Linked DNA regions of Homo sapiens: all the other regions are linked to region 3. A link is a loop called in an ENCODE intact Hi-C map of the cell type or tissue named here. Cell type or tissue: GM12878. All regions are shown on one strand. Region 1 holds the start of SLC17A6-DT (SLC17A6 divergent transcript). Region 2 overlaps GAS2 (growth arrest specific 2). Region 3 overlaps GAS2 (growth arrest specific 2).

Region 1 (8,000 bases), 450 kb before region 3:
AAATAATTCTCCCCTCTTTCTGTCCCCTCTTTTGATATTGTAGCCTCTTAGAAAGCACTGTAAGAAACCCGAGCTCCACTCAAATGGCAGGGCTACTGTTTGACACATTTTGGATGTTCTGATTTTGTTTTAAGATCCATTTCAACCTTAAAGACTTTCTCTAAAAGAATAATACAAATGGTAAAAATGTAAATGTCCATTTGCTTACAAATTTCAACTCAAGAGGAGTCCATCATATCAGATCCATGAGAGCATCATCTGCCCTGAGGAGGATATTTTTACATAATGGGCATCTTCTACCTTGGGCTAAAATGTAGGATGAGTTAGAGTTGCTGATTGATACCATTTGTCATTGACATTTTTTTCTTTTCTACTCACAAATAAGTGTGTTAATTTTTTTCCTAATGTTTGGTGTTATAACAGAGATGAAATAGGAGAGTGGGCTAAGGATAAAGCAAATATCCTTATTATAAATCAAATGAACCCACAGAAGCAATTTCCCAATATTATTTGAGTTACGATTTTCATATTGATTTAAGCAAAAGACCTGTGTTCTAATTCCAGCCCTTGTGTACCATCTGTGTGTATATGGGTAATTTTCCCCACCCCTGAATGAGTTGAAAGCTTCATCATTATATGGGGAAGAATAGTAATTTTAAAAAATATTTTATCAGCTAACACACAGACTATTGCAATGGTCATCTTCTGAACTAAAACCCCTGCCTCCATCTCTCTACCCAATTTATCACATAGTTGCCTGATTAAACTTCTAAGAATGTTACTGTCCTTGAGCAAATTATTTATTTGCTTATACATTTTTAAAAAACTTTTCAATTGACCATAAGAAAAGTTTTACATTCTTAGTTAAAAATCTGAGTTCTCTGAGAGCAAGATCTGTGACTTACTTATCTCTGTTTCTCTGGTACTCAACAAAGACCGGGCACATAGTCATAACTTAGAAATGTTAAATAAAAATTTAATTTAACCCTAAAATTCAAGGCTTTCTTTTGTCTGGGCCTATTCTTTCTTTCTAATACTTTGGTTTAGAATTACTCTTACATGATTCTTTCCTCTTTCCAGTGTTTTAACTTTGTATTCTAAACTTTGATTCTGTTTATCCATCCTTCTTCCATTCATTTATCCATCTATCAAATATCTAAAGGATGATATATCAAGATGTTCGCATTTGCAAGCAGTAGATATCTTAACTCAAACTGGCTGAAATATTAACAGAAAAATGTCATTGGCTGAAAAATTTGAAAAGTCAGTCTAGTTAGCAGGACTTAGTGTCGTTTGATCAGACCTCTGACTCTGTTTCTCCATAAGGAACGAATTGAATGAATTAGCACTCAATATCAAAAGAGCTGCAATGAGTGAACAAACACTCTTCATGCTATGCAATAAGATCTGCCCAGTATGCTTCTCACCACAGTATAATGGTGTCTTTACCATTATTATAAGTCCACAAGCAGGCACAAAAGAATAAGTGGTGGCACGCTTTTTCAGTGATTTATCAGCAACCTTTTCTTCTTTGTACTAGGAAAAAAGGCCACATACAATGTTAATATCATGGGAAGCATGTTTACCCACTGATTTTCAAATGATTTAAGTCAATGTTGTAGGTCTGCCTTTTAACTCAAATAAATATTTTTCGTTTTTACCACTAGCGGGCAGCAGTTAGGAAATATTAATAGTGACTACTATTGTATATATTTTTTTACCTCTTCAAAATTATAATTAGCTTGTGCTTACAGCGGTGAAATATTCTGGATCTTTTATGTTCTGTTCTATTCCAAAACTATGTATTTAGATTTTTTGCTTTGGAAAATTTTACCCTAAATGTTATAGAAGTAGAAACCATCCCACCCTCTGCCTCTAGTAGAGTAAGTAACTTAGAAAATAGTGTGAAATTAAACAGAAACTTCCTAGATGCTAATAGCCAAGTGGGAAATTTCAATAATATTAGAAGCCTTCCTTCAAAGAAGATGGTATTTTACCATTTGTGACAACAAAATGTATGGCAGCCAAAGGAAGAGAATCAGTAATCTAGGATGGTAAAGGCAAAATAGGATCCCTATGGGACCTAGATAGACATTTCAATTAGGTATGTTTTGTCATGTCATTCAATTTATTTATTTATCTGTAAAACACCGTACGTCCTGGTGGTCTCTGCCTTGATCTCCTTCATACTGAAGTGTATATTTATTTTACTTCCTTTACAGATTTGCAGTTCTTTTCTATTCTTAGATTTTTCTCAAACTTTCTGTATACAATTAAAACTTTTACTTTAAGAATTTTTTTTAGAGTTGAAGACACTGATGCTTTCAAAGTCTTTCTGTAATTTATCATGTTGCTCTACGTGTATAGTGTGGAATTCAAAGTTAGAAATATTTTTCTGGCATTAGAGGAGCAGCATTTGTTCTCCATTCACTTTAAAATCTTAATTTTCCCAAGGCACAATGGCCTGTAGTGAATTAAGGCTATTTTCTCCCATTAATGCAGAAATAAAAGGGTAGAATAAGATGTATACACTTTTCTCATTGTAAATTATAAATACAGAGTAGATGCACAGAGAAAAGGAAACATTGCATATATGACTACATACATGTGTTTTTGGTAATTAAAATATATGTTTGAGGTAACAATATAGGCTTATTTAATACTTCCTGCTTCCAGTTTTTTAATCAGACAGTTCACAGAGAAGTCAAAAGACGTCTTACACCAGGCCACTAAATATAGCAGTGTAAAGTATTGGGCTATGTGCACAGATTGTCGTTTTTAAGACAAACTGAATTATTTCTTCTCTTTCCAGCTCTAAGGAAATTATATAATGATAATTTCTTAGAAATTGTCTCTGAGGCTAACACTGCAAAGTAAAATCAAATAAAGCTGAACTAAAAATTGTCTGCTTAAAAACCCTTGGTAAGAAAAAAGTCACAGATGAATTCTAGGGCTTATTTGTATAGCTTCGAACTGAAAGAAGTGTGTAATTATTAGGCTGAACATTTACTTAGGAATTCAAAGTCAAATAAAGCCATACTGTAAAAAAGCTTTTCAAAGCAGTTTTGTCTTTAGGAATGTCCACTCTCTACATATAATATAAAAAGCTATAAAACTGTATTGAGTCCATTTATTTACTATATCCCAGAAAAGGGCCTAGCCAACAGTAGATAAAAATACCTATTGAGTGAATATTTTTTGAAATAATAAACTGAAGATGTTGCATTCAAAATAGCCTCAGAAACAGTCACCTTAAGGTTCGTTTTTCTCTTTTTGAGGTGGGGTCTGGGTATATTTCCCAGATGCACTTCAAACTTCTGGGTTCCAGCAATCCTCCCACTTCTGCCTTCCTAGTAACTGGGACTACAGATGCACACCACCACCTTGAGGTATGTACTTGAGGTATTTCTTAAAAATCAGTTTGCCTTAAAAATACCACAGAAATAGTTTTTGAATGATCTTAAATAGAATGCCTTTAAAACATGTTTGTATTTTTGGTAATAGGGAGCAAAACATCAAATTTATGTTACTATTTCAAAATATTTATAAAATTATCACAATTTATTCTATTGTATATCATTTTTACCTATGTGATTACCACACCATTACTAAATCTTAATACAGTGAAGTTTCCTTTAGTACTAGTTTTTTGGTTAACTGGGGGATTCTCAATCAACTTATTTCTAAATACATTTAGTACTAAGACAACTGCAAATGTGTTGCCCACAAAAAAGACTTTATAGTTTCAGATGTAGATTTAATTTAACAAATATCCAAAAGAAGAAAGAAGAAAGAAAGAGAGAAAGAAAGAAAGAAAGAAAGAAAGAAAGAAAGAAAGAAAGAGAAAGAAAGAAGAAAGAGAGAGAAAACAGTAGGTGTAATTGCATAATTAAGGACCACAATTGTCTCTAAAATATTAACATATCCTTCCACCAGAGGGCAACATTTGCAAGACATTTAAATGATTACTCAAAAGTATTTCCTCCCACAGGGATATAAACAAATAGAAACCTATTACATTGCTGTTGGCTAATACCTTATGTACATCTTGAAAAATAGTATGGATACAATTATTTAAACAATTGCTTATAAAACTCAGTGTATACATATAGTGAAACAACAAATAAGGTAACTCTTCTTTAAATATGTAAAAAGAACTTTCAGAAAGCACATTTCTACATATTAGTATTTTTTCAGTTTATTATTAATCATTTAACTCAAATATAATAAAAAAAACTTAGGATGGGAGAAACAAAAGAAAATAAGTTTTACATCTTTTTACATCTAAAGACTTTTCATCTAAAGTCATGAAAAGGCATAAAATTTTACAAGCAGAAAGGATAATAGAAACCACACGATACAAGCCTTCATTTGTGCCAGTAAGCAAACTGGCTTATTAGTGTTCGATGATTGATACAAAATTGCAGAGATGATAATCAGTGGAACCAGGACCCAAACTCAGGTAAACTGATTTCACATTTCATACTCCGAGATGTTGATGTTCAAAATGTGATCCTTAGGCAAGCAGTTGTAGAAACGTGTTACAGTGGTTGAATCTTGGGCACCACTCTAGACCTATTGAATCAGAATCTGTATTTTAACAAGACCTTAAACTGTGAGAAACTCCTCTAACCTGAGCTGTTTTCTCATCACCAGTTACATGACTTCAGGTAATTACTAAATCTCACTTTCCTCCTCAATAACATGGGAATACAACTATTTTAGTTTAAGGAATAATTATAAGGAATAAATACGTTTATCATGTAAATAAAAGCTACTCATAAATTGTAATATTGCACACATATTATATTAGTTATATTCAGTGAAAACTTCTCCTTTTATTGTTAACAGTTCTTGACAAGAGGGACAATTCTTCCCCTAGAAGAAAAGTGGTCTAATAATGCAATTCAGGACTTGTTATAATTGGATGTAAGTTATTGGGGATAAAGGAGGGTGTCAAGAGAAAGGAAGCCTTTTCTGATATGCTTAAATTAATATCTTACATATAACTACTAGTGTTTCTTTGCATAAAGATAAATCTGATGAATTTAGGGCTGCAAAAGTACACGTTCAGCGTTTGCAATTTGTGTCCACTCATGAAGAAAATCTGTTGGGTTAGCAAATGGTGTCTGAATATATGTTTCTTACACTGGGAGCAGCTATGGGTTTAAAGCCAGCCTAAATGACATTCTTCAGTCGCAGGTGGTCTAGTAACGTTTCTTGTAATTTTCCACACATAACATTTTTCATTGTTTATGAAAATACCATTAAATACACCCCTTCTGGCTAGGGTGCTATCCAAATACCACCACTCCACCCTGCCAAACTCCACTGGGCTGCCATCATCTTTATAGAACTACATTTCTTTTAACTATTAAGACAGACAAGAAAACATTGTCTCTTGAAATATATTCTGGACATTTTCACTCCCGGGCTGGGTTATTTAACTTGTGTAATTTCACCCATAATTGTTTGAAATTGTATTTTTGTGTCTATCTCCCAAGTAGCTTGTGAGATATTTCAGGGAGAATTCCCAGATCTAGTATTATTCTTGACACTCAATGAATATTTTTAGAATGAGTAAATCAATATTACCAGTTATTCTGATTCAGTTGCTCACCCTATTATCAAGAGAGTGGAAGAGAGAGGAGGATGACATTCATTTCAATAAAGGTGAATATAACTGTTTAAAAACAATGCTTTTGTGTTGGATTTATATTGCTTAGTGTCCCCTCATATTTGTGTATTGGAGACTTAGCTATCATGTTTACTGATGGTTTAGATAGATCTCTAGTCATTTGTGGTGCAACTTAAGCTGGAGTGCTTAGGAAAATCATTTACATATCATCACCCCAGCTTCACAAATATTTGTTGTAAATTCTATTTTTTTGTATAACTTCCCAGAATTCCAAAATCATTAATATCTCTAAATAAATATAATTTAATGAACTTAGTTATTAAAGATTTGAAAAATACAGATATTTTGAAAACACCTAGATAAGTCAAGTCCTGAATAGCTTGAATCTTTTAATCTTTTTCTTTTCTTTTTTTTTTTGCAAGGAAATAGTTTAATGAGGGTTTTTTTTTTGTCTCCTTATACTTGATCTTGAGAAATAGATAGTATTCTGAGGCATCCCATGGTTTTAGAGAAAAATTAAATTCACTGTTTTATTGAAGATACATATTTTAACACAAATTTATCAAAAAAGATAAAAATGTCTTCATTATCCTTTTCTTTATTATATTTCACAATGGAAATAATTTGACAACTATCAAACTTAATAATGGCAGATGGTTTTAGCTACTTTGACATTTTTTTCCAGCTATCCATTCAGTGAATACATAGCCATTATATCATTTGAACTATTCAGGTAATATTCTTATTTGATTCTCAATTTAGATCCATATTTTTGAGATTTTGTCTCAGGATCCTAAGTAAAATTGACTCCCTCTGTTGGCTTATGTGACATCCAAGGTTTTGACCTTGAAAATGTGGTTCAAGGCCAGTCTGTTCTGTAAGCATTGGCCTGAATTGTACTTAAGAAGTTTGTGATTCATGTGAAAGAGATTAATAATTTACATTAATCTAGCAGTTTTCTTGCTTGCTTAATGAGATAAATTCATTGATGCTGTACCTGTATATATAAAGCCAAAACTCTTACATGAATGTCTTTCAAAATTTATGCTTTAGGAGAAGGACATACAAAGAAAAATAAAATAAGATTTGAATGGAATATATGTAAATTAAAATAAATCTTTTTAAAAATAAATCTTTAAATTATCAATTACAATTTGTTGGCAAGCACAAGGTATAGCCACATATTTCATCAGTATATTGGTATTTCAGTAGTGTATTGTAAATTAGTTAAATAAAGATGCTTAAAATTCCAAGGAATTTATATTAAATTAACTGTATTTTATTTAATCAACTTCACTGAGTTTATAGCTATTCTTTTTTCTTCTCTCCATACCTCCCACCTCTTTTTCTTTATCTCTCCTTTCCTCTATTCTTCATTCTCTCCCTTTCTTTCTTTCATCTTTTTCCTGTCAGGAGTTAAAACAAACACATGAACAATGTAATTATGTATTTTGTGTGCACATATTTTATATTCAAGGGAGCCTAGGTGTCTTGGAACACCACAAGCATAAGTTAAATATGTTGAAATCTTTCTTCCCTGCAATACTGGCATCAGCGTGCTGGACAAAACGTAGCAAACTAGAAGTAACTTGTGAATTTTTAATAAAGTTGTCTTCCCTAGCAGAGCTAAATGCACCATTCTCCCTGCAAACTCTGGAGATGATGACATCTTCCCAATGGTTTCCATAGCATCCGTTCCTGAAGAGCCCCCGTATGGTCCTTGGTCAGGGCGATCCGCCCAGCTCCCCTAGAAAGTTGGCAACCTAGCTAGCCAAAAGAAGAGTCCCCTATTCCTGAAACTTACTCTGTCCGTGGTGCTGAAACATTGTACCGAGACCCGCCCAGACGGGCGCTGTCAGCCGCTGAAAAAAAAAATCTTCCCCGAGGCTGCCCAAATCAGAACTGTGTATCTTTTATTTACTCACGTCCTCAAAGAGCAGCAAGCCTTCTCCATCTTAATTTGACTCTACCGCAGAGCAGACTTACGCTGGCGTGATGGGAGGAGATCATGGGCAGAGAGGAAAAACTAATAGCAGCATTGCTCACCTGAGACCTGAGATGCTCCCATGAGTTTTGAATATGCTCTGCTCCTTACAGCAAAGACACCATTTTTAAAAGTACCATTCTTTTGACTTTGCTGTTCCCAAGGCTTCTGTGATATTCCGGCCCCTCCGTTTAAAAGCCATCAGATTTGAGAGCAATAAGTCTTCAAAACCGGGAATTTACATTGTTTTTCAGCTGACCGACTTCCAGGAAAAGGACTCAACCGCATCTACCCAAATACCGTGGCACTGCTTGCGCTCTTTGCCACCGGATCCTCCCCTTCCAATGAGACTTTCTGATTGTGTCTACCAACTCTCCT
Region 2 (8,000 bases), 56 kb before region 3:
AGACATCTAGAGAAAAAAACTTCGCTTTCTTTTTGCCTGAAGCCTTAAAAATCAATTTAATAGGTCATATAATAACAAATATTAATATCAAAGTAAGGTGAGCATCCTTCAGAGAGAACAAGTATACAAATTACCTTCCAAACAGCCAAAATGCCTATTGCCCCTAGGCCCCATTCCCATGCGTAACCTAGGAAATTTATGGAAACAGCTGAAATCTTACTAATTTTATGTGCTTAAGGAAATCTGTATTTGTTCTCAGAGGAGTTGGCGTGATATGGCAAAGAAATACCATCAAATTTTTGAAAATTCTCTTAGCAAAGATGGGAACAGCATAAATTTAGCCTGGGGGAATATGCTAGACCTGAATAAAAAAAAGGAAACAGAATGATCTCACAGTAGTCTGCTTTACACAATAGTGTGCTCATGAAATGCTCAGTAAATAAATCAGCTTTTGATTATTATTACCATTTCCTCATATCAAAGTAAAAAAATTTGGTGGAAGATGTGTGCGTACATAGATAATACCTGTTTTTCAGTCCTGTGGTTAATTTACAGATCAATTTTAACTTTCAGGTTTGTAGGAAACCATGCGAGTGGAGGATTATAGGAAGGGGGTGTAAAAGAATTATTTGCACAAACAATTAAATAAAATTGCTTACAAGATCTGGTAAATGTTAAGATCGTGTAAAAATATATAGCCATAAAATCAAGTCTTAGTAACAAGGAGTACACTCTGCATGTGTGGACGATTAACATCACGATTTAAAATTCTACAGTGCCTCTGAATTGCCAAAGAACAATCACATGGGGAAACTATCGTTAATTTGCTAGTTTGTTCATTGTACAATTTTTCATTAAAGAAGCATTTTCTCAGTGATTACTATAGGATAAATTGGTTAATAAAAGCTATGAATGTAAATATTGTCTTGTCTCATTTTCTCATTGTCCATGACTTCTTTTGTTGTTTGAACTAATGAAATTTTCCTGTGGACACCAAGAAGAGTCCATCTAATATTAAATCCTCTCTGCTAGAAATAGCACTATAGGTGAAGGTTCTAATGTGTATTTACTTTGATGGCTTTTAAAAGCCCCATCCAAATAATACTACATTTTACCCTAAAATTACAAAGTTTAAAGCAACTTATATAATGACCCTGGTATATAAATGCATACTCTATAACAAATAAAATTATGTCAGGAAGAACTTTTAGATGGCCTACTTCTTCAGCCTGTTTGAAAAAATATATTCTGACATTATAAAAAGCCCATAAGTTATATATATTATATATATAATTGTAAAAATATTTTTGTACAAATTTTTAAGTCTATAAAAATTTAAAAATCTTTTGTAAACTTCTCAGTACCAAGTTAAATTAATTAGTTAGGTTTTCCAGTTGCTGCTTAATGAAAAGATAAATTTGCAATTTCTCCTGCTCAGAATAGAACCCAAAGTGATATGTAATAGGCTCTAGGGATGTAATAGAAGGGGGTCAATATTATGGCATTGACTTTAGGATTAGTCAGAGAAAGGAAACAGCTGTGCTCATAAATGTTCATGATAATCAGGAGGAAGGACAATAAGAAGTTCCATTTCCACAAGTGGAACCGTTTCTCCTTTTTTTTTTTTTTAATTATTCATTGTGGGTGAGGAAGAGATTGAGCCGCTGCTGATGGCTTTGGACTCTACTTGCAGAATTGACTTTCTTGCAACAATAACACTGTGTCCTCTGCTTGATGTCTTTTCACACTTCACTTTTGAAAGGAAATTTGGGGCAAGGCTTTTTTTTTTTAACCTCAAGATTTCATTTCAGTGGCACAGAAGATGAAGCACATCCTTTGTGTCCTAGTGTTTTGAACAGCAAATAAAATGAAAAGATGCTCTGATGAACGGGAAAAATGTGTTTGAATGATAAAGTAGATCACTGTACTGAGTGTGTATGAAGAGGCTTCTGTGTTTAGCTGTTCAAAGGTCTTTGCCTGCATAAAGCATCCTTATCCTTGTGGCAACTGATATGCTACCCTCTGTTGCAGTGCTTTTTTGTACAATTATTTGTCAGAGGATCTTGATTCACAACTCACTGTTCTCTTTTCACAACAGCTAATGGCAAGAAACCTCAGTGGGTGAGGGAAGGTGTGCAAGCGATGAACTGGGGAGAAGGGAGAGCAACTAATTCCATATGTTTATGTCATGCTTCTTGTCTTTTTTATGCTTGGCAGATAACTTCCTATGCCATATACAGGGTTTAACCTATTATTTATACTCTATGACATTCTTTAGAGATAATTTTTCCTCTGTAAAATGTCAGTTCTTAGATCATGTGTTCGCTACATCCTGAAATCTTTCAGAAATAAAACCATAGAAAAGTGGAGATGAAGAACCTATTTGCAAAAGACTTATAAAAATCCAATTAAGATGTTAAAATGTTGGACCCCTTAGTAATAAGGTAGATTTTATTCACATCTACCTTATTACTAGATGTGAATAAAATCTACCTTATTACTAAAGGTAGATTTTAGCTATGAAAAAATAGCTAAATTAAGAAAATTATATAGTTAGTATTGGTAAGTATATATTGTATCAGAATCTTCCATACATTGCTGAAGAAAATTGGAAATTGGCATGCTTTCTTTGGAAGGCAATTTTATATCAAAGACCTCAGAAGTATTTATACACTTTGATTAAGTTGTTCTGCTTCCAAAAATGTATTAAAAGGCAATTAGTAGAGATAGGAACCAGAATGTCTACTGAAACATTAAAAAAATAGCTGGAACCTATGATATTTGGTAGCAGCTTAAACAAATTGTAGTCATCCATAGATGCCATCCAAAGACAATATTCTTGAAACTATTTAAGGATATGGGAAAATATGATATATGATTAACATGAGGTCACCCGTTTGTATCTATATTTAACAATAAAATTTCACATTCAGAATTTGAAGGAAAAATAGATAGTAATTAGGTTGTAAATTATATCATTTTCTTCAATTATCTATTAACAAACTTAAGATAGTGAAGAATTATGGCATGTAATCTGAAACATGAACAATTGATTTATATTATGATGCAATTGGACCAATTAGCCTAGATATTTATTGACATAAAATTTTATACATCAGTATATTAAAAGGATTTTTCACATTGTTGAAGTTAAACTGATACTTTAAGTGATTACAGAATTCTATGTTGTATCATAACAAAGGTTTTTGTGTGGTCTGCAGAGCATGTTGTAACCATAAAGGTCTACATATAATACTCACTCTGACCCCTGCTGTTCAAACCATGTTGACGTATAAGTGACAAGAGAAACATTTCTTTTCATTACTCTGATATATTAAGATCAATAACATTTTCATTAGATTCCTTTAAAATATTTAGGATTGTGCTTTAAGTTAAAAAGATGAACTTAAGTATTTTCTTGAATTCAAAAGTATGTAGTTGATCAGTCTATAAACAAAATAGACCCCAATAATTATTTTATAAGAAATTAACTTTTAGTTGTAGAGTTAAAAATATATATAGCTATAGAAGGCTCTAGGTGTGAAAGTATTTATATTTTCAGTTTCACCGAAATGTAAAAGTTATTGGACTGTATTAATCAATAATCTTCCTAACAGTAAATTTAGTAATTTTTCAAATGTTCATTTAAATAAATAATTTAACCACGTTTTCTAAAATGATGTTGAGTGTTTTTATGGGGCTAAGTTTTACAATTTAAATTAAGATCAGAAATCTATACTTTGTTTTCAAGCTTAAAAAGAGTTTTCAATTATGAATCATGAAATTGATGCTTTTATGTCATTTTTTACTAAGATATTTTAAGTAACTAACCATTTTCTTAAATTACTGCTAGTCTTGCTGTACAGTTTATTATTTGTAATTTGCATTGGCCTATCAATTTAGAAATTGTCAAGTTAACTTTTTTTCCTAGAAATTTGTTTATTTTGTTTTATTTATACACATTCTGGTGAGCTGGGAGATGGCGAAAAAAGGGATGGGGAAGTATTTTAAAAATACACACTTTTTTTGCTTGCTATAATTGTGTCAATATCATTATGTTATTGGATAATTATAGGATTTGGAGGCCAGTGACTATGCTTCATCTATTTCTCTGAGAAAGAATCTACTCAACAAGAAAAGGGTTTGCTATCTGCGGTGTAGCATGCAAATGTGTGTGATTTGTTTGAGTATAACTTTTAAAAAAATTTATTTTCTGTGTTTGTGTTTGCTGTGTGGTACTGTCTTCTTTTGATGCATCATCCTGATGAGGAATTCTACAAATTTTTTTTTGTTTTGTTGAACATTGGTGAGCATTTTGCTTCAGGGGCAAACATTGTCTACCTGAAGTAAAAAGGTTTGTGTGTGGATTTTTAAATATTAGCATTTTCCATTTCATTTCTTAAAGTCACGTGTTGCATCAGAAAAAGAATCTATGCCTGCCTTTAAGTGTTTGATAAATCATTCCTTATTCTTGTTTTTGTCTATATTGAAGACTATAAGAGTATTTTTGTGGGAAAAAAGCTATATTACTTTTATGAGTATTAATTTATGATAATAATTTCAGGATACTCATTCAGCCCTGGATTATTTATATTAATTTCTTTCCCAGGATCATTTTATTTTAGACTTTTTATTTTTTAACACATTTTTGTTTTATGAAGTACATACTTCATTAGTATTTCAATTCACTTTTACTCTGGAACTCAGAAAACCCTTTTCAAATCTGGCCCTCTCCCCTATGTCAGGGAAGATGCAGGAGGGAGCAGTTAAATCCCTTACGCAATGTTACACAACTTTTAAATGGCCCAGCTACAGTTTGAATTCAGCTCCATTCACCTTCAGAAATCATGCCCCATCTGTTATAGAAAGATGTACTTTGTCTGCGTTCATTTTAGATGTTATTAGAATTATTTCAAGCAAAAGGAAAAAATATATACCAACTTAGAAAAGACTCACCTCTGATTGCTATTCTGAGTGATAGTGGCTTAATCCATTATTTTAACCTGGGTGCTGGGTGCTAGAGGAAAAAAGAGCGCTCTTTTTTCCAGGATATTTCTCAACTCTGGGGCAAAGGCAATGAAATTCATTCAATTCTGTAGGGCTTCCATTACTGATGAGATTATGAATGGACACTCCTTGTTCAAATGATTTATATGGATGCCATATTCTATTTTAAATCATTCTTACTGGTGATTCTGAGAAATGTGGATACTCACACACATCATTATTGAGCTTGTGAGATTCTTCTTTGTTTGCTTTTTCCTTCTTCTCAGCAGCCTCAGATCAGTTTTATAGCCCCTAAATTGCTATCCCTATTTATCACCTACATTTAACCTCACAGATTTTTGTGTGGGTCTTACTCAGAGTGACATGACACAGAGAGTAGTCTGTGACTGTCTTCACTTTCTTGGGAAGCATGAAAGTTTTTATGTATCTTATAGATTCCGGCAGGAGAGAAATGCCTATAATATTTATTAAGGGCTAATCCAACATTCGCATTATTTCCCCTCCATTTATCATCATCATCATCATCATCATCATCATCATCATCATCATCACCACCACCATTGCTATCCTTCACATTTGTGGAGCATGTTACATATATCAAAGCACACTTAAATATTTTCAGCAAAACATATGTAGGAATTATAACTACTATTTATTATTATAACATTGATTAATACAGTACTTATCAAACTTTAGTGTATATACACATCACCTGGAAAATTTTTTTAAATGTAGTTTCTGATTATTAGAGCTGGATAGGTCCCCAAATTTGCATTTTTAATAAACTCCCATGCCATGCCTATACTGCTGGTCTCTGGGTCACATTTTGGTGCAAGAGAGTAACATTTATTGTTTACCGGGTACCATGTGTTCTTAACCATATGGTTACCTCATAAAGGAGTGCAAGTAGAAGACATGGCACTTGTTTTAGAGTTGAAGAAATTAGCCTTAAGTAGAATCCAATTCTTCTGACTTCTAGTTTACTATTTCTTCTACTATACCACTCTCCTTGGCATATTAGAACCAATTCTCTACTCTGGGAAAGTAGGCAGCCATTAATTTATAATATTTTTATAAGTGAACAACATTTATCCTAAAGTATATTTTTTCAAGTTCCCTTACTAAATAAAAGGCTAAAAAGCTATTTTCTTCGACATTACCATTAATGTTGTAACCTCTAGTTATATAGAAACCAAATGGACAACATAATTTTTCATGCTTTCATTTCTTTGCCCATCTGTTAAAACTTAATATATTTAACTAAACTATACATTCATGGTCTAATGCATTTTATCCTTGCAGATTCTGTGACATTGAAATTCTACCCTCTTGCTTTAGTGGAAAGCCTCATTTTCTATTCCTGGAGCTAACAGCATTCCATTTGACATTTGATGCCCATGAGATTTTTTTTAATAGAATCTAGGTTATGAGAGTGAGTCTCTTGCCACATATTTTTGAATGGAAACCTGTGTTACTTTTCCCAGAGGTGTTTTACATTATGCTTTTCTTGAAATGCTTTTGATTATTTAAAAAGAAGCCGCCAATGATAAAACCATTTGTGTAATAATCACCATTGACTAGAGAGCTCTTTATTTGTTTTGAAGAGAATTTGTTCAGAAGAAAGCTACAGCAATCCTCTCTTCTACCCCAACTCAAAGCAAAAGACCTTGTTAATGTTACAATGATCAAGTGGGGAAAATGTCTCCTACTGTAAGTTTTAATGTAACTAGATGTTCTTTTGAAAAAGATAAATGATGACATGTGCTTAAAATGAGTAGTACATATGACTGCATGCTAGGGCTTTAGTACAAACACAGTACAATGATAGTTGCCTGTCTAATTATCTTGACAAAGGTATACATTCAGTTATTTTATCTTCTAAAATAGACAATACATGATTACATAAATAATTATTAAAAGTGAACTCTACTAAATTATTTTAATCACAAAAGAAAATTAAAGGCAAGGTATTTGGTGTTTCAAAAACTGACATATGTCCTAATGCAATTGTTACTTGAACTTTGTACTTAGCATCAACTTGTAATTGCTGAAGGATATCTACTTTATATCTTTACATGTTGGCCAAATTGACTCATTTAACCTGAAGTTTGATTAAATTTAGAATTAACTATATCTGATATAATATAAAAGATAAACATTTAAAATATACTCATTATAATAGAACCAATCTAAATTATATCTCCTAACAGTAATCTTCTCTTCATTCCAGAGTTTCTCTCACTGTCTAGTAACTGACACATTATGATGCACAAAAAGTGCTTGCAGGGAAAAAAGTGAATTAATATTAATCGACTAAACCAAATAAAATAATAATGAAAAGAAAAAAATATAAAACTATCATTGGGCTGTTATTTTCTATGTGCCAAGTACTATGCTAAGCATAACAGTAAATATTATTTTGTTTAATCATCACAAAAATATTATGAGGTGGGCACTATTGTTTTCCTGCAGAAAAATGTGATTTTGTAGAATAACCTCCCAAAATAATATGACCAGCAAGTATTAGTGCTCATACTCACACCCAGATCTTTGTGGCTTGAATTACGCAACCATTATACTCTTTTCATCTATTAACTTTAGTTTAGACCTTGCTCTAGTGCCACTACCAAAGTCACCTTTTTAGTATAATATAGATACTACATACAGACATTTGAATTTACATTTTATAGCAATAAGGTAAGAGTGCTTGCTTTTGCAATTAAACATTTGCATGATTTAAATTCTTGCCTTTTCTAAAGATGCTAGGTAAAACTTTAGCCTTTATTCAGTTTGTTCATCATCACAACCCCTATCACCACCACCACATAACCACATAACTATCATCTTCCTTGTCTTACAAGGCATTGTAGTCACTAAGTCCTTTCTCTGTTCTAAGTATTGCATTAAGTTATGCAACTCTACAGATTTATCTTAGTCATTGCTTGCTGGTCACCAATCATTCTTTTTTTTTTTTTTTTTTTTGGTCCATTAGT
Region 3 (8,000 bases):
TCTTTACAGAGGCTGGACTAATTTACATACCTCACCAACAGTGTGTAAATGTCCCCTTTTCTCTGCAGGCTTGCCAACGTCCTTTTCTTTTTGACATAACAAAGCCATTCTGACTGGTACAAGATAGCATCTCATTGTGGCTTTGATTTGTATTTCTCTGATGATTAGTGATGATGAGCATTTTTTCATGTTTGTTAGCCATTGTTTGTCTTCTTTTGAGAGGTGTCTATTCATGTCTTTTGTTCACTTTTTAATGGGGCTATTTGTTTTTTGCCTGTTGAATTCTTTAAGTTCTTTATAGATTCTGGATATCACACTTTTATCAGAGGCATAACTTGTGAATGTTTTCTCCCATTCTGTAGCATGTCTGTTTACTTCCTTGATAGTTTCTCTTCTTTCGTAGAAGCTCTTTAGTTTAATTTGGTTCCACTTATCAATTTTCGCTTTTATTGCAATGCTCTTGAGGACTTAGCCATAATTTCTTTGCAAAGGCTCCTTATGACTTGCCATATGCTTTTCGTTCCTGTTACCCCACTCCCCAGGCCAAGTTTTCCAGTGACTTTTGAAGTAGTTTGTACAACTGCATAGGGCCTCACTCTGGCCCTTTAAGGATCCCACTTACTTACTTTTTTTGAGTTAGCACCCCTTTGGGAGGAGGGGAAATTCTTCCTTTGCCATTTGTGAGTTTTTACTCCAATCCCCATGTCAAGAAGGATATTTCCTAGGTTTTCTTGTAGGATTTTTACAGTTTGAGACATATTTAAGTCTTTAATCCACCTTGGGTGTTTTTTTGTATATGTGTAAGGAAGGAGTCCAGTTTCGTTCTTCTGTGTATGCTTAGCCAGCCATCCAAGCAGCGTTTATTGAATTAGCGTCTTTTCCCCATTGCTTACTTTTGGCAAGTTTGTCAAAGATCAGTTGATTGTGCGTGTGTGGCTTTATTTCTGTGTTCTCTGTTCTGTTCCATTGGTCTATAGTTCTGTTTCTGTACCAGGACCATGCTGTTTTGGTTACTGTAGCCTTGTAGTATAGTTTGAAGTTGGGTAATATGGTTCCTCTGGCATTGTTCTTTTTGCTTAGGATTGCTTTGGCTATTTGGACTCATTTTGGTTTCATATGAATTTCAGCTTTTTCTATGTGTGTGAAAAATGATTGGTAGTTTGATAGGAATAGTGTTGAATCTGTAAATGGGAAGCAGTGCTGAATGAAGTCAAGACTCAACTGATTCTGTGTTTGTATTTTCTGTTATAAACTATCTTGGGAAAGTAATGATATCATTTAAGGGTTCTGTGTCTTCAACTATGAGAAGGAAAGCTTTGGATTGATGATAGTAAGTTACTAGTAAAGTTAACTAAAGTTCAAGGTACTTTCTAGGTCAGATAGTTCATATTCCTTACCATATACCAACCTCCCCAGGTCTGCTACACATAGTATTGGTTGGCAAGGCATGAATCTTCTGTGACTCTAAATTTCATTATCTGTAGAATGGATATAGAAATAACTGCCTTCCAGGTGATTATACGTTAAGAGCCTGGCATATAATAGTCATTGCTCACAATGTAAATGGTAGCTGCTCACTCAGCCTTTCCCCACAAGCAAGGTTTCATAGGTTTTTTACCATCCTATGCACATTTATTGTATATGCTCCAAGATGACTATGTCGTTCCTCCAATATGAGCCTCAGAATCAAACCCAGTCCTACAAATATGTTCTCATAAGTAGCCTAAATCCTCTGTGTATCTTCCCTCTTCTATTCCTATGTAGAGGCATTCACTTTCATTTCTGAGACATTTCTCCTGTCTCTCTTTCTACCTGGTTTCCCCAACTCATTGTTGCTTTTAACTATAAGATCTGAGGTCATGGTTTAGATTCATTTGAAGACCACTTTGCGTCTTCTGGCATGGCTACAGAAGGTTCCAGTAAACCTGACACAGGCAATCCTGTGGTTAAATTGCAAGGACACCTTCAGTCTTAGAGGACAAAAAGAGGAAAAGGGATAGCAAAAATTCCAGTGTTCCTCCATCACACTAGACATATTCCAAATGTAGAGATTCTGAATGCCAAGAACAGCTTGCTTGGTCTGTGTGAGTCGTGGATGTTTTGTCATCTAAGCCCGATGTACTCTCCCACACTTTGCATCATTACTGAGGGATAAAAAACAAAAACAAAAATCCCCCCATAGCACTCAGAAAGTGCATCTTTATAGTCCGCATGGAAAAAGAAGGTCAGTGGCACAAAGCATTTGATGCCCTACCACCTCCTCTTTTTTCCATTCATCCTGGGTGAAGGAAGAGTGTGTCTTTTCTCCCACTCCTACCTAGCCTGTCTGATTCACTCTGTTGCATTGTCCTCATTGGAAACTGCTTTCCTGGACTCTTGACACATTCTTACTGTATCAGAGCTGTGCTTAACCAGGAAGTGCCAGATGGTACTGAATCACTGGCTGCTTAATATTCAAGAACAATATTACATACAGAACAGAATAATGTATGTGTTGATTAAAGGACTTTGCTGATGTCTTGGGAATCAGGAAATGCCCTTGTCACCTCCACAGCTGTGCCTTGACAATTTATGCAGATTACAAGTTTTGTGGGGGACTCTTTGCTAAGCATGTTTCTACCTTTTTTTTAAACTATATCTTCAGCACTTGGTTTTTTGCTCTAAGCTGCTTGCCATTCAAAGTCCTAGATATATGCTACTTTCGTTGAAAAGATTGTTTTCTAGTGTCCTCTTCCTTGTCGCTCTCTTCAGGATTATAAGTCTATAAGGGAGTATAGGACAAAAACTGTAAACATAGATAGCTGTACTTTTTTCGGGGAACTGGCATTATAATTCTGGAAGATGTCAACATATTGGCACATTCAGAAATTACCTTCATGATGCTATGGACTGTGAGTAATATGTAGTTATCTGAAACAGTTTCTGAACATGAAAGGATATAATAAATTCAAGGCATACTTCTTGGATAAATCCTTCTAAAGGACTTAGTTTTCTAAGGGGAGTTTTGGTTAAAATCCAAAGCAAACCAAGCAGAGAACTACCCTTTTATTGTTCTATCTGTCCACAAACAGATTCTGCTTCTGCGGTATCCACCTCAGAATAGCTTAAAATGTTCTTAATTATGTCCCTTAGTTCTGTTAAAACAATCACAAAGCTTACCAGGCTTTTATTTTTGAAAATAGATTTACATTTACATGAGTTGGATAAAAAAAAATTGTGAAAATGAACTTCATCCGAGCTGTCACCATCAATCTTTATTATTTTTGAAAACAATTGGCCAGATAGAAATACTGGTAAAAATTACTGAGAATGTCTTGAAGTGGGTTTTTGAAGATTAACCAATAAGATCAGCTGCATATCTCATTACCTAACAAGTCCTCCTATGTCCATTAATCTACTTATGTATGGATAGATAAGCGTTTATCCACTTATTCATGCAGAAAGAACTTATCACTGTCCACTATGCAAGGACTGGTTTTCAGTAATAGTAATATAGGATAGTATTAGTAATAAGTCATATCTCAAGACGTGTCTTGAACAATTTGCTGAATTTCTAGAAGATAATCGGCAATGTAGTACAGAAATGATTGTAATTGTATCTACCGTTTACTTCTATGAATGTTGGCCTTGTGTGGAAATAGACAAAAATAGATACCTGTCTCTGACAATGAAGTTACAAAATTGACCACAAAAGTAGATGCAAATGGGTAGGACATTGTCAGTGTTGGTGAGTGCAAACTTGTATCTCCTTCAGTGCTAAATATCACACTGTTAGGTATTTTCAGTTTTATTTTTGAGGACTTTTCAGAAAGAAGTGAGAAAGGCTTCTACTACTTCTTAAAATCTCATTCTCATAGTCACTACCCTATAGATTCTGAACAATGCATATTAGAATCACATGGATAACTTCTAGAAAACTACCTCCATAAGAAATTCTGATTTCATTTGTCTGAAGTGAGGCCTGATAATCCACATCTTAACATGCATCCCAATAATCACTTTCATTTCCCCACATGAATTCTTTTTCTTCACCACCATGAAAATACACAATTGTTCTTAAAACTGATATAATACATTTTTGAGCATTTGTCTATATTTGGTGAGAGAGAATAGATACTAATGAAACAAGATTCCTGCTCTCAAAAAGCTCCCAGACTTGGAGTTTTCTGAAATGTATGACGTAAATCCAGGCTCTGTAGCTATTTATGCTGTGTGACCCTGGACAGGTTGCTCAATCTCTCTGATCCTTGGCAATTAAACTGCAAAGGGAGAAAGCAAATATTTTTCTTCATAAGGTTACTAGAAGCATTAAATGAGATAAAGTGCTCAGTAGAAAGTAATGTTGTTCCTATTATTCAGTATTTATTATCAATTTAATGTGCATAACATACAATTATATGCGATATATGCAGTGCATGTACATATACATAGTTATGTATACATAATTGTTGTGTGTATGTGTGTATACATACACACATACACATTAAATATTTGTTACTTTCACACAGAGAAACATATGTGCTGGAGTGACAAGTAGATTTATTCCGAAAAAAAAAGAAAAAAGAAAAAGAAAAAAGATCAGCTAAATAGTTTTTAGCCCAGTAAAATACATTGGAGTCACTGGTGAGAAGCGTTGGGGGAAAAACACGTTTGCTTCTTTAGTTCTGATAGAATTTAAACAATGCAGCACTGCATTTTTATTCGGGGACAAACCCACGCATTTAATGTGCTGCTGCCACCTAGTGCTTAGATTCAATAACTACTATTTTGCTAGGAGTTTCTTTCAATGTCAGGTATTCAGGGTTGGAAAACAGCTTGGTATCTTGTTAGTTCTTTTGAAAGAGATCTTAAATATGGTTGAGATATGTTTGTGTTAGTTTATTGGTTCGCATTTCTTTTTAAAGTATGTAATTTTGAATAGCTGCTGGCTTAAGTGGAATGGTTTATTGGCTTCTTGCTTGTCATGTAGCTCATCTTTTTGAAAGGTGTCGGAGTGCCTCTGCAACATGAAATGGTGTGCGTTTCCTTAAGTTTGTATTTAAGCAAGATATGCTGCTCTGCAAGTAAAAGGAATGTAGCACTACGTCTGCTCTATTTGCACTGTTATTATGTTATAGTAAAATGTTATATTGTGAGTCTTGCATGTTAATTAAGCTCATGGTAGTAAAAGTGACACCAAAAGGAGAGGCCAAGAGACATGAGAAACAAGAAATTATCACTGAGATTTAGAATATGAAGAAAATATGTTTTTCTTCCTTTGACAGGAAAAGTTTCAGTATGATTTGACTTCTTCATATGAACAATCATATGATATAGAATAGGATTTTTCAAACTCAGGCTCTTGATATTTTGAATGAGATGATTCCTTGTTTGGGGCCTGGGGCTATCCTGTGTATTGTAGGAGATTTCACTGGGTTGCTGGCCTTTACCCATTAGATGCCAGTGTAAGCACTTGTATCCCTGCCCCTACTTGTGAGAACCAAAAAGGTCTGCAGAAATTGTCAAATGTCTCATGGGTTGAGAACCACTGATAGAAAAAGCACACTATAGTAATTACAGATCAAAAGTGATTTTTATATTTTTAATTAATCTAGGGTTTGTACTAATTGGGGACAGAGCTTATGTGATGCTTCATGAATTGCCAGCAAATTCAAGCTATTTAATTACTTATTCCCTCATTTATATATTTGAGAGAGACAACATCGTATAATAGTCAGTAGTATAAGTTTGAATCTCAATTCTGCCACTTACTAAATTTTGTGATTAAATAATTTACTATCTCTATTAATACTAAAATCTAAAATTCCATTTTCTTCAACCATAAACTGGAGATAATTATTGTATTTCCTTCACAAAATAAGTATAAAAATTAAATGAGATATTGCATTTAAAGTCCATATCACAGTGTCTACCAATTAGGTAATTACTCAGTAATTATTAATTATCATTTAATAGATATTTTAAATCCCTCTATGTGCCAGGAATTGTGGCAATCACTAGGGAAATACTGATGATTTACCTATAATTTCCCAAAGTAGATCAATGTAGTGGGAAAAGAATTCAAATATAATTATATATATAATTATCTTGATCATTACTGTAATAGAGAAGAAGTACAAGATCCTATGCCATGTCATTGTTATCAGGATTGACACTAATTTGATGGAGATACTTTTGGGAATCAATTGCTAGTCAGTAGTTAATTGGCTGAAGTAGAAAAAGTTCAATTTCCTGGGGCAGTATGCCTAGATTTCATATATATATATATATATATATACACACACACACACACACACACACACACAAACACACACACACACATAGGCATACATACACATATACACATATATATGTACATATATATGTGTGTGTGTGTATGTGTGTGTATCTCATATGAGATATATATATATATATATATATATATATATTCTTTTTTTTTTTTTTTTTTTTTTGAGGCAGAGTCTTGCTCTGTCGCCCAGGCTGAAGTGCAGTGGCGTGATCTCGGCTCACTGCAAGCTCCACCTACCGGGTTCACGCCATTCTCCTGCCTCAGCCTCCCGAGTAGCTGGGACTACAGGCGCCCGCCACCATACCCGGCTAGTTTTTTTGTATTTTTTTTAGTAGAGACGGGGTTTCACCGCGTTAACCAGAATGGTCGCGATCTCCTGACCTCATGATCCGCCCGCCTTGGCCTCCCAAAGTCCCGGGATTAGAGGCGTGAGCCACCGCGCCCGGCCATGATATGTATTTTTAATGTAGTCTTTGAAACTAGCAGAAAAGAAATATATATCTCTCTATATAGAGAGATATACGGATATATATTTTACTTCAGAATGCTGACCGAGTTATAAAACAAGTAAATGGTTCCTTATAACACATTAGCTATGAGAAAGTATGTTTATTTTTCTAACATGGTATGATACATAAACATGGCTCTCCGGGTCTGTTCTGGAAGTCATTAGAAAGAGACAACATATTTGGTAAGCACATTTTCCTTCTGTCTCCCTTTTCTCCTCTGTTAAATGGGTTATGTGTACCCCTACCTACTCTACCTACCTAACACATGTTACAGCCAATGGCATGATCTCCATCTGTGAATCAGCAGTGCATCCCGGAAAAAAGAGAGCAAAAATCTGGTGGGAAATTGGATGAGAGTGAGGTAATTGGAACACTGAGAGAAGGATTCTAACATCCACACCACCCCTGGTGCAGTCAACCCTCTTTAGCCTGGACCACTGCAATAGCGTTCAGACGGGCCTCTCCTATCCCTCTCGCATTTGTGTATAACAAACCTGCACGTTGTGCACATGTACCCTAAAACTTAAAGTATAATAAAAAAAATAGTGAACTACTCAGTGCTGTGTACAGAGCCATGCTGCTTTACATTTCTGTCCCTCTGCACCTGATTTCCCTCAGATGGAAAGCATTTTTATACTTTTTCATCCAACAATGTCCTACTTTTCTTTGATGCTCATATCATTTCCTCCAATGAGGACACTTTCACAAAACCTATTGCCCTCAAAGACTCGGCTGAAAGTATCCTCAATGTTTTCTTCTTCTCTATTTTTTTTTTTTTTTTTTTGACAGAGTCTCGCTCAGTCACCAGGTTATTTTTGGTAGAGACAGGGTTTCACCATGTTGGCCAGGCTGGTCTCGAAGTCCTGCCCTCAAGTGATCCGCCCATCTTGGCCTCCCAAAGTGCTGGGATTACAGGCGTGAGCCACCACACCCAGCTTTCAGTATGTTTTCTTAGCATCCTTTATTAGAATAAGCTTAACAAAGATATATTATTAAATATAGATAGATAATATAGATTATTAAAATTGCATTGTAATAAGAAATTTGAAATGTAGCATATGCAGAGAAGACCTGTTTTTTGCTTCAGAGTGTCAAAGATAATTGGGAAATAAAACAGCTATATAAATGGACATCAGAGGAGAAATAAAAATAACACTGAGAGCATAGATAACAAAACCACAAAGGTGAAGAAATTCTAGCAA

The links. A loop is a pair of places that touch in the nucleus more often than their neighbours do. Peaks named below come from ENCODE experiments on the same cell type or tissue, not always from the same donor. Only the 100,000 strongest peaks of a DNase experiment are listed, where the experiment ranks them.
Region 1: it touches region 3 in a loop (8-fold over the local background); 93 of 110 quality-filtered maps call a loop at or near these places.
Region 2: a loop joins it to region 3, with 4 times the contacts of the local background. A loop is called at or near these places in 4 of 110 quality-filtered maps.

The regions. Positions count from the first base shown.
Region 1 is chr11:22,330,311-22,338,310 of GRCh38, forward strand. It overlaps SLC17A6-DT (SLC17A6 divergent transcript), which reads right to left and starts at 7,912. Exons shown (of 4, transcript NR_186351.1): 1 at 7,685-7,912. In GM12878, a CTCF peak has its summit at 3,940 (motif pointing right); no DNase peak of the experiment used is centred here.
Region 2 is chr11:22,727,256-22,735,255 of GRCh38, forward strand. The region is part of intron 4 of GAS2 (growth arrest specific 2); the gene reads left to right. Among named protein-coding and RNA genes, the nearest start is that of GAS2, 65 kb to the left of the region's middle. In GM12878, a CTCF peak has its summit at 3,264 (motif pointing left); a DNase peak (open chromatin) is centred at 3,266.
Region 3 is chr11:22,783,028-22,791,027 of GRCh38, forward strand. All of the region lies in intron 7 of GAS2 (growth arrest specific 2), which reads left to right. Among named protein-coding and RNA genes, the nearest start is that of LINC02718, 42 kb to the right of the region's middle. RefSeq lists a silencer at 4,576-4,870. In GM12878, a CTCF peak has its summit at 4,720 (motif pointing left); a DNase peak (open chromatin) is centred at 3,694; H3K27ac peaks cover 1,320 bases.